2 separate regions of the Homo sapiens genome follow, and region 1 is linked to region 2. The links are chromatin contacts, found by Hi-C or POLR2A ChIA-PET in ENCODE. All regions are on one chromosome and are shown on one strand. Each heading gives the region's core, a stretch centred on a gene start or an enhancer-like site at or near the end of the contact. The rest is flanking DNA. Distances are from core to core; before and after follow the strand shown. Region 1 holds the start of MKLN1-AS (MKLN1 antisense RNA). Region 2 holds the start of MESTIT1 (MEST intronic transcript 1, antisense RNA).

Region 1 (4,940 bases), core at 1,538-4,037, 840 kb before region 2:
GATTCAAATTCTGGTTCCATCTAGCTGTGTGACCTTAGGCAAGTTTAAACTTCTCCCTACCTGCTTCCAACATCTGGCAAACGGAGATTCCTCTTGGGATTGCGGTAAGGATTAAATGAGTTGATACACTTAAAAATGTTCATAAGAGAGCCTAGCAAATGGACGGCACATCATAAATGTTTACCATTTTTGTTACTGATTTATTACTGCCACCTCGAAATGCTTAGATCTATGCCAACAAATATTTGCCACTTTGTGGACAATTTCAACAAATGTCTTTAACCTAAAATGAGACCTGTTTAAGAAGTACCTTAATATGGTTTCCACTGCCAGTAAAGATACAACAATTGCTGCTAGAGGGGATTTTAGGGCAAAGGTAAGTAAAGTCAACCCCTTTCCTACATCTTCTGTCACACAGAGAAGTAATATCCTTGCTTGCTTATAGAAGTTCAGAGCCAAGAGTTTTATAATTTAGGCATGGCACACACCAACCCAGCAGACACAATATTCTCCAACTCCAGCTCCATAATACTCAACTATACTCCTTCAAAGAAAAAAGCTTAGATTACTCTTCTAATACTTTACTTTAAATACAAATTATACTGCATTTGTCAATAGAATGTCATAAGGATTAAACAAGATATAGTAAGTGGAAGTGTATGAAAGTTACGTATGTATTAAATACTATTTTATGTATGTACTTGAGAAAATTGCAGCAATGTATTTCTCCAATCTCAAATTGTTGCTTTCTAACTCCAAAACTAGTGTTCTGCCCACTGCAAACCAGGGGCCAGAGTAACAAGACACAAAAGATTAAAGTTGCCATCCCACTAAATCATTTCCTGCTTGAAATGTACTTTCTTAAAATGTCTATACAACAGATAACGCGGATGGTACTTGTGTTATCCAAGCCTCAGGCCTACATCAAAAATTTAAGGAGTGACGTCCTGGAAATACGCTAATTCAAGACCAGAAAAATGTCTCTACAGTTAGATCAAACAATGCCACACCAATTCCCAACTGTCCATAATCCTAGCCTGGGTATAGAAAAAAGCTGAATAACTTCAGATCCAAGAACAAGATAGCCCAGAATATCAGAGGTCAAGTACATAGGGCCACATTTCAACTCCAACTACATGGCTGGACTGTTTATCTGGCTCACTCTCAAATTCAAAGTTGGGTTTCAGCATCAATCAGGGATATGGCCATGAATAGGCTACGCAGGCCAGATCAAACCACAGGTCACTTGGCACCCTTCATTGGGCCAGATCCTACTGAATGCCAACCCTTGACCTGGTGAATAAAATGGGAGGCTGGCAGTCATGACAGATTCTTCCAGTTGCAGCTCCATTTTGAGATTCTTCATTGATATAACCAGTGAAATCAAATTTGGATAAATGTGAAGAATTTCTCAAATACAGATGGAAAACTTACTTGAGTATGCTTCACAGATCTAGTCACTTTTTTGTTTAGTAAAATACTCAGTAAAATATATTATTCATTAATTTGTTTCGTTCATAAAATCGTTTCGGTCCTGTGAGATGGTTAGAGGGACAACTAGCACTTTTCTTCAGGATCTGCACAGATCTTAACCCTTTACTAAGCCAGTTCCTCCACTAGCATGTAAAATTGGAGTTAGATCTGCTCCTCCTTTCAAAGATAAGCCAAAGATAAATAAGATACTATGTAAGAGTATTTTCAGCATTTCAGAAGGAATTTGCTAGAGAAAAAAACACCACCAACAAAAACCTAACAATGCAACTGAATTTTTTTAACACCTAAATCAGGGATCAAGACAAAGCCGGTGTTGAAAATCAAATTCATTAAAGCCAGATGTTTCTATGTTTGAGTTTCCGGACTGGGAAACGTGTCTGTGTCCATACAAACCCATCTTCTAATGAGCCGTAATACTGAAATTCTTCGGTAACGTCCCTCCTTCCCACTCCCTATCTTTTTCAGAACTTCCAGGCATTAAAGACAACGTCTGCCAATCCTACAAGTTCTCCCCGCCTGCTAGGATTCAGATGGATTCCACAACTTTTCAGCCTTCCGTGACTTTTAACACTACTCTAGAGCTAATCACTTTTAATGACCCCACTCTGGAATAGACACTCCTCGGCTTTACACTTTGTCCCGGCAGCAATCGACTGAACTGTCCCCCGACGCCGACCACCTCGGACGACCTCAGACATTCGGGGTAGTTTGCCCGCGGGCAGGGCCCCGCCAACTCCGATTCCTGCCCCAGAGCCGTCCGCCCCCCAAGCCCTCCTCAACCTCAACCCCCAAATCCCAAGCGCAGAACCGCTGGGCTTCCGGTTCTCCTGTGCGCGCCCCGGATCCGCCACACACCTCGCCCCTTCTCCCTGGGCTCGCTCTCCGGACCCTAACCCCTTCCCGAGCGAGGCCGAGCAACGCTCTCAGCAGCTGAACTAAGACTCCGGAGGCCGCACGTCCCCCTCAGCAGGCCCCGCCTGGGCCTCTCGGCTCGGCTGCCCTCCATTGCACCCCTGGCCCAACCGTGCTGACGCGGAAGGGTGGGGCAGCACGAGCTCAAGGCCCGGCACTTACTCGGGAAGGTAGGTGGAGGAAAAGGAGCTCCACTTGTGTAGCGCGTAGGGGAGAAGCCGGCACTCGGGCGCCGCAGCGACAGCTCCGCCAGCCGCCATCTTGTCAGCACCGTAGCGGCCGCCACCGACCGCTGGCAGCGAACGGGAGGAGGGGAGGGGGCGTGGCCTGCTCTTAAAGGGGCCGCCGCCCTCCCCGGCCGCCCGCGCTCCCCGCCCCGCATCGTTACCCGAGCCCAGCGCCGGGCCAATGTCCTATCTCAGGGTTTCCCACGTCGCTCGCTCCTTGACGGCTGACCGACACTGGGTCTGAGGTGTAAGCGCTTTCCAGGCCCTTCCCTGGGGCTTGGAGGGGAATGGCGCAAAGGACTTTTCTTACAAGCAGAGGTAAGGAAAAGCCGAGATGATTACGAACAGAAACACGTTGTAGTTATGGAGCAGGAAGGGAAAATAAGAAGACCAAGTTGGAAAAGGGACGCCTGTGCGCTTTTGGAAGCCACCGCCCTCGCCAGTTTATAAGTCCTTTACGGAAACAACACTGAAGGGAGCTGGAGGGCAGTAGCTAATGTGCTGTCCTCCTGGAGTGGTCCTGGTTTTAAATGTCTTGTCCCCGCCTTCCAGAGTCAGATGGAGACAGGAAAAGGAAATGGTCCCGTGTCCTCCTACCCTGTTTGGTTTGCAGTCTGTGATGCCCTTCATTGTAAACATTTCTTGTGAGCCGCATCCTACTAATCTTGTGGCATTGGTTTGCTCGGGAATGACGTTCACCCACAGACCTGAAAAGTCCTTACAGAGTTGGGAAGCTGCGTGTCATCATTTTTTCAGTTGGCAAATCTGCCCACTTTGAACTGACATAATTGTAGCCTAAAAGTTCAGAGAGAGAGTAGTTCAGGAAAAAGACTATTCCTTCTTCTTAGAGGGAACAGCAGCCCTGAAAACTATGTGGACATCATACCAGCTTCTTACAACAAAAGGTGCACTTGGTCTAAATTATCTGGCAGCTCTAGATAACGTTCTCATCAAGTACCTGTTTGTTGTAGTTATGCATATTTATTCCTTGGCTTAGCCACTGCAGTTACCAAAGAGTATGTCGCTTATTGTCTAAGAGGTTGGACTCCTGAAAGCCTGGACAGTGTCATCATCTTCACCTGAAGAGTGGAAAAATTCAAGCAAAGAGTTTCTCAGGAAATGACCAAGTGAGTCAAAACACCTCAATAATTGTATTCTCTTCCCGTTGTAATCATTAACCTGCCGAAATTCCCTCCAGTCCTTTCCTGACTTCCTGTTTCTATAGATGGAAATTTTAATAGTGGGCTCTACTAGGATATCAAATCAAAAAAGCCAGATAGAAAGGCCAGGCCCGGCACGGTGGCTCACACCTGTAATCCCAGCACGTTGGGAGGCTGAGGTGGGTGGATCACCTGAGGTCAGGAGTTCGAAACCAGCGTGGCCAACATGGTGAAACCCCGTCTCTACTAAAAATACAAAAGTTAGCTGCGTGTGGTGACATACACCTATAATCTCAGCTACTTGGGAGGCCGAGGCACAAGAATCACTTGAACCCAGGAGGCAGAGGTTGCAGTGAGCCAAGATCACACCACTGCACTCCAGCCTGGGCAACAGAGTGAAATTCTGTCTCAGAAAAACAAATAAAATACAATAAAATAAAAAATTACATGTGCTTTCTGTGTTGCAGCAGGTTGGAAAAGCATGTGTTCCTTAAGGGAATGCTGTAACTGTAGTGACTTGGGTCGGGAGCTGCCAGAGACAGTGGGAAAGGGCCAGAGAATGTTAGCCCCAGAGATGATATAGTGGTTATCTTTGAAGAAAATAGACACTTTAAAGGGGAGGAATTAACTCACTCCAATTCCTTTGGGCCCCAGATTTTATAATTCCACTTCTTACCTTAATGTAAGTCAAGTCCTTGTTCTTTTCCAGACATAGTTCCTGAGCAATCTTTTTTAAAAACACATGTTAATTAGTTCTTCTTAAGCTTAAATCCTTTTGGTGACTTTCAATACCCTTCTAAACTGTTTAACAGAGGCCCTTCATAACCTGCCTTGATTTTTCTCTCCAGCTTCCTCACCACCACCCCCCCCCCACTTTTCTCCTTTGCGCTTTTGACATCTGCCCACTAACTAGCACACTGAATTTGTTCCCATAGAGTCCTTGTTCTCTCTAGCCTCCGGAGCTTGCTCTAAGCCAGGCATGGAATATTCTTTCCCATTCTTTACCTGGCTAACTCCAGCTCATCCTGTAGACTGTTTGGTCCTGGAAATTTTTTTGGTTTTTTTTTTTTGAGACAGAATCTCACTCTGACTCTGTCACCCAGGATGGAGTGCAGTCACATGAACATGACTCACTGCAGCCTTGACC
Region 2 (4,662 bases), core at 1,524-4,023:
CATTCATCCCCGGGGTTCCAGCAGCTGAATCTCTGCAGTGACTCAGCAGAGAGCCCCGGGAGGGGCGGCCAGAGCGGCAAATGGGGAGGCTTCCCCGCCGCTGCTCAGGGAAAGTGGGGGGTTAAAAAACGAGGCTATCGACCAACATACTCCACTCCTGGACACCCCCCTCCACACCCTCCTCCTCTTACTCCAAGAAAGCAAAGAGGCAACCTCTCAGGGGGCCATTTTTTGTCTTATTACCTCAGTAAAAATGCCCCCATGAACTTTTAGGATTTTTAGAAGTGAAGCAACCTAGCCGTCAGTAGGCAAAATGGGTTAAGCAAACATTTTTTGGCCAAAATCCCAACTATTTGATGAGCCATGAGCGGAGACAATAAGCAAACTCCAGTAACAAACTTTCCAAAAATTTCTGAGCCTTGATTTCTTCATCTTGTAAACAGAAAAACACACTCCCGTAATAATACCACCCAACCTGCCGCCCACCTGATGGCGTCGCCGCGAGACGAACCACTTTGAAAACCCGCGAAACCAAGGTGAACAATCCCTGCGCAACATGACAGTTTGGTCACATCGCCGTTCTCACTCGCGCTTGTTACTGAAATCTGAAAAATACTTAAGGCGGCTGACGGGCACTGCGAGTTCTAGTCACTGCGGTGACTCCCGCCACCGTGATACCTGGGTCTTGAAATCCTAAGCTGCACCGCGGCGATCTCGGCACTGCGATTATCCCGTTCTTGAAATCCTAAGGTGCGCCACGGAGACACCGGGGTTCTAAAAATCCTACATCGCACCAGGGCGATGCTGGGGCCTATCCTTTAAGTCGCACCAGAGCGATGCTGGGGTTCTAAAAATCCTACATCGCACCAGGGCTTTGCCGGGATCTATAAATCCTAAATCGCGCCACGGCAACGGCGGAGTCTAAGAATCCTGAATCGCACCAGAGGGAAGCCGGAGTCTAAATATCCTAAATCAAACCAGGGCGATGCTGGGGGTTAGAAATCCTAAATCATGCTGCAGCAATGACTGAGTATAAAAATCCTAAATCGCACCAGGGTGATGCCAGGATCTAAAAATCCCAATTCGCATCAGGGTGAGACCAGGGTCATTATGGATCCTAAGTCATATCAAGATGACGCTGGGGTCCAGAAATCCTAAATCTCACCACGACGATCCCGGGGTCTAGAAATCCTAACCCAAGGAGGTCCCGCGTTCTGAACATTCCATTGCGGGCAGGAGTGACACCCCCTCCTCAAGTAGGCAGAGCGGGCGCGGAATGCGTGCCGCCTGTCGGTAGAGTTTTCGCCCAGAGGCAGCCCCAGCTCGGACACGGGCACACAGTCCTCCGCTCGCCTGCGCCCTAGTCCCAGGGCCGCCAGCCACACCCCCTCGTTCCCACCGCACACTCACCTGCGGAGGCGATCTCGGCGCACCATGGCCGCGTTATCCCATGCCGCCCGCCGCAGCGTTGCAGAGCACCGGGCGCCGCAGAGCCCGCAGCCGTGCAGAGCTGGCCAGCAGCGGGGGCGCAGCCCGCAGCCCACAGCCCGCGCAGGGCGGCGCCGCGCCGGGCAGCTACAGCCACTCCGGCGTGCGCTGCGGCACTGCGCTTGCGAGGCGCAGCTGCCGCAGAGGAGGTGCCGGGGTGTGCTGGTTGCCGCGGCAGCGCGGAGCGAGTGGGCACCGACTTTTAGAGCCCACCCGCGCCCCGCCCCTAGCCCGCCCATCGCCGCAGAACCCCTACCGCCTGCTCCCTTGCTCGCCGCAGAGCCCCTCCCAGCCGCTCTACCACCGCCATGGCCACAAAGATGGGGTGCCCCTCTAACAGTGGCTCCTTTAGGGGGCACCTTCAGGGGTGTCGAGCCCCCTCCCCAAGACCCCGCTGCTCCCTCGTTAACCGCCAACCCTGAGCCCGAGATTCTGCTGCAGAAACCCTCCCCTGATGAGTTAAGGCCACGGGCAAAAACAGCAGACCCCTGAGTGCCCCAACTCTTTCCTTAGACCACCCACAAACCCCACAGGCCGCCCACAAACCCCACAGGCTGCCCACAAGCCCCACAGGAGGATGGCCGCTCGAACTAAGGGGCAGCAGGGCTCTGGGGTGCCGGCCGTGGCGCCTGCTCCCATCCCTCGTTCGAAGCGTGGGTACTGAACCGTGAGAGGTGGCGAGCCACGAGGGCCCTATGCGCCCTAAGCTTAACTACCGGTAACCACCAAGGGCACGAGCAAGCGGCTAGGGAGCAACAAGCTCTGTTGGACCCACCACCAAGCTAGTAAACAGATTCATGGGATGGCCACTATGGCCAAAGTTGCACAAAGTCCGGTTTCTCCCGCTCCAGCCACCGCCGCTGCGCGGGGCAGGTTTCCTTTACAGCAGCGCGACGTGGTCAGCATGCCAGACGCCTGGCCACAGCAGCGCCCTCGCAGCCCCGCTCGCTGCATGCGCCGGTCCGCGCTGCACAGAACAGTGGGCACAATTAGGAGAGCAAAGCCCCCTTTATTTACGTAAGATAGAATCACAATGCAAGGGCCCAGAGGCACAAGAAAGAGGGAGGAATTTTTCTAATCCATAATCCTTTAAAAGGCATCCCTTACGCCTTTGAAAAGTGTAGAGTATCACGAAGTGTCTGTGTTCATTTTCTGACCGTAAACTGAAATACTGGTGAACAAACGTGGGGTGCGAGCGGGTGAGCGGGGCGGCCGGCCGGTGCCCGCTGCATCCAGAGGGGGCGCTGCAGGCCTCCCTTCGGCTGCGCACGGCCCGGGCCCTCCGCGGCTCTGCAACTCTGCACCCCGAAAGGTTCGGTGCTGGACCGCGGGGCATCCAACCCGGGACCGGGGGCGACCCACGGACACTGAGGAAACTACCGCCTATAAGCCTATCATCAGAACCTCTGGCACAACACAGGTACACTTCTGCAGGGGTCTGGTTGCCCCCAGAAAAAGCACTCATGAAACAAATGCTGATTTAGCACCTACAGGGCACTAAGAACCGGGGGTGCGAAATAAATGAGAAATAGCCCCGGCCCGAAAACAACACACGGGCCATCTGGAGGGGAAGACAGACAAGAACTGCCACTTTGTAAAATTTTCCTTTTAATTTCCTAGCGACGTTTGTGGCAGTTGACCCACTCCTCCCTAACGTGTAAGGCCCTCAGAGGCAGAGCCCAAGTATTATTCACCTTTTGTAGCCCCAGAGCCCGCCACGGTGCCGGCCACAAAGCTGGCCCCTAATAAATACTGCTTGAATGAGTACAAGAATTTGAGGGCGCACAGGGGAGGAAGTAATTAAGGGGAGGGGCGAAGGGTGGTCTTGAATGATGAATAGACATTTACCAGAGAGACAAAGAACATTCCAGCCGGAGGGGACGGCTTTCGCAAAGCACCGGAGGCTCAGGGCCGCGTGTTTGGGGAAAACGGTTAGTCCTTTGAGCCGGCAAAAAATTAGGATAGCAAGAGAATTTCATCGTAGGGAATTAGGAATTTGTTCTAGAGAAAATGAGAAGCCACAGATGGATTTAAACTCTTTATGGCCTTAATTGGTTACTTAACAAAATTTAAATTAGTCTCTTTACAAGTCAAAGATTACCTATTTTAACTACCACTACCTTTTAAAGACTGAATTACTCTGCAAAATCTAAATCGGTTCTTCCAAAAAGGTAAAGGCTTTCCTATTTTAATAATAACAATAACAAAAGCCTTTGCATTATATATTTTTCATATTTATTGTTAATGGAAACTTTGAGTCCTACAAACAAATTCCACACTTTCATTCTCACCAGGCCAGAAACACCAGCATCCAAGATGAAGGCAATTTTCTGTTTATGGACTGAGTACCCCACAAAAGATCTTATTCTGAAGGCCATGGAACATGTCTACCCACATGGATCAAGTGGGCAGACTGGAGGAGAAACAGTTTAAAGGCCCTGGGGGAAGGAGGGAGCGCCAGGGAGAGCTCCTGAAGACAACAGGAATTCCAAGTCTGGCACTCGGGAGAAATCCTCCCTTCAGACATTATTGATGTCTGGCCGAGGAGTTAGGAAAAACTTCCTTGAAGGAGGGATTGAGGTTGAGATGGGCATGGAACCCAGATCTTAGGCAGAGAAAGCATATTCCTGTTTGGAAGAACCCTGAGTACAGAAGTCAGCTCAAAGATATCAGCTTGGCCCAACCAGGAATTCGCTGTGGGAAGTCTAAGAGAGAAAATGCTGGCCATAATCCCCCAGGAGCCAAAGAGTTAACGAATCTTCTAAATGTGCCTGATTTACTTCCAGAAAGGAGCTTCCTCCGCAGGGGGAGAATTTGACCCAAGGTATAAAACACTTGGAGCCCTGAGAAAACACACAGCCACACATAAATTCAAAGTCGGCTCTGGCTTGCTCGAAGTTGCACCCTTTCAGTTCCTCTGGACAGATGCTATCCTGGACTGTGCAGGATATCTCATGCAGTAGTACTCCCTCAGCCAGTGGCTTATCACACATTCTTGTCACATTCCAAGTCTAACACAGTTCCGCCTCATGATAAGACCTCAGATCTGTGCAAAAATTCATGTAGAAAGCTCTGCATTTATTATCTCGCTGATTCACAACAGTGGTATGGGATCAGCAGAGATGGTACCACAGATTCAAGAACCATATTTTTCTAACCCCAGTTTGAGACCCA

Evidence for each region. Hi-C counts contacts between places; a loop is a spot of excess contacts on that map. ChIA-PET counts read pairs that join two places held with the same protein, here RNA polymerase II (POLR2A). Pooled maps may share reads with other maps.
Region 1: a map with no recorded cell type shows a loop between it and region 2 (3-fold over the local background). The contact joins the promoter of MKLN1-AS here to the promoter of MESTIT1 in region 2. A Hi-C loop is called at or near these places in 1 of 37 single-sample maps with no recorded cell type and 1 of 50 pooled maps. POLR2A ChIA-PET finds 5 or more read pairs at or near these places in 1 of 52 experiments (GM12878).

What each region holds. Positions count from the first base shown.
Region 1 is chr7:131,325,626-131,330,565 of GRCh38, reverse strand. MKLN1-AS (MKLN1 antisense RNA) reads left to right here and starts at 2,787. Exons shown (of 6, transcript NR_125364.1): 1 at 2,787-2,951; 2 at 3,631-3,760. It overlaps MKLN1 (muskelin 1), which reads right to left and starts at 2,690. Exons shown (of 18, transcript NM_013255.5): 1 at 2,569-2,690. The coding sequence starts at 2,666. RefSeq lists enhancers at 1,772-2,348, 2,355-2,654, 2,349-2,925 and a silencer at 2,705-2,864.
Region 2 is chr7:130,489,088-130,493,749 of GRCh38, reverse strand. MESTIT1 (MEST intronic transcript 1, antisense RNA) reads left to right here and starts at 2,773. Exons shown (of 2, transcript NR_004382.2): 1 at 2,773-2,908; 2 at 3,783-4,662. It overlaps MEST (mesoderm specific transcript), which reads right to left and starts at 1,665. Exons shown (of 12, transcript NM_002402.4): 1 at 1,411-1,665. The coding sequence starts at 1,436. RefSeq lists a silencer at 2,628-2,837.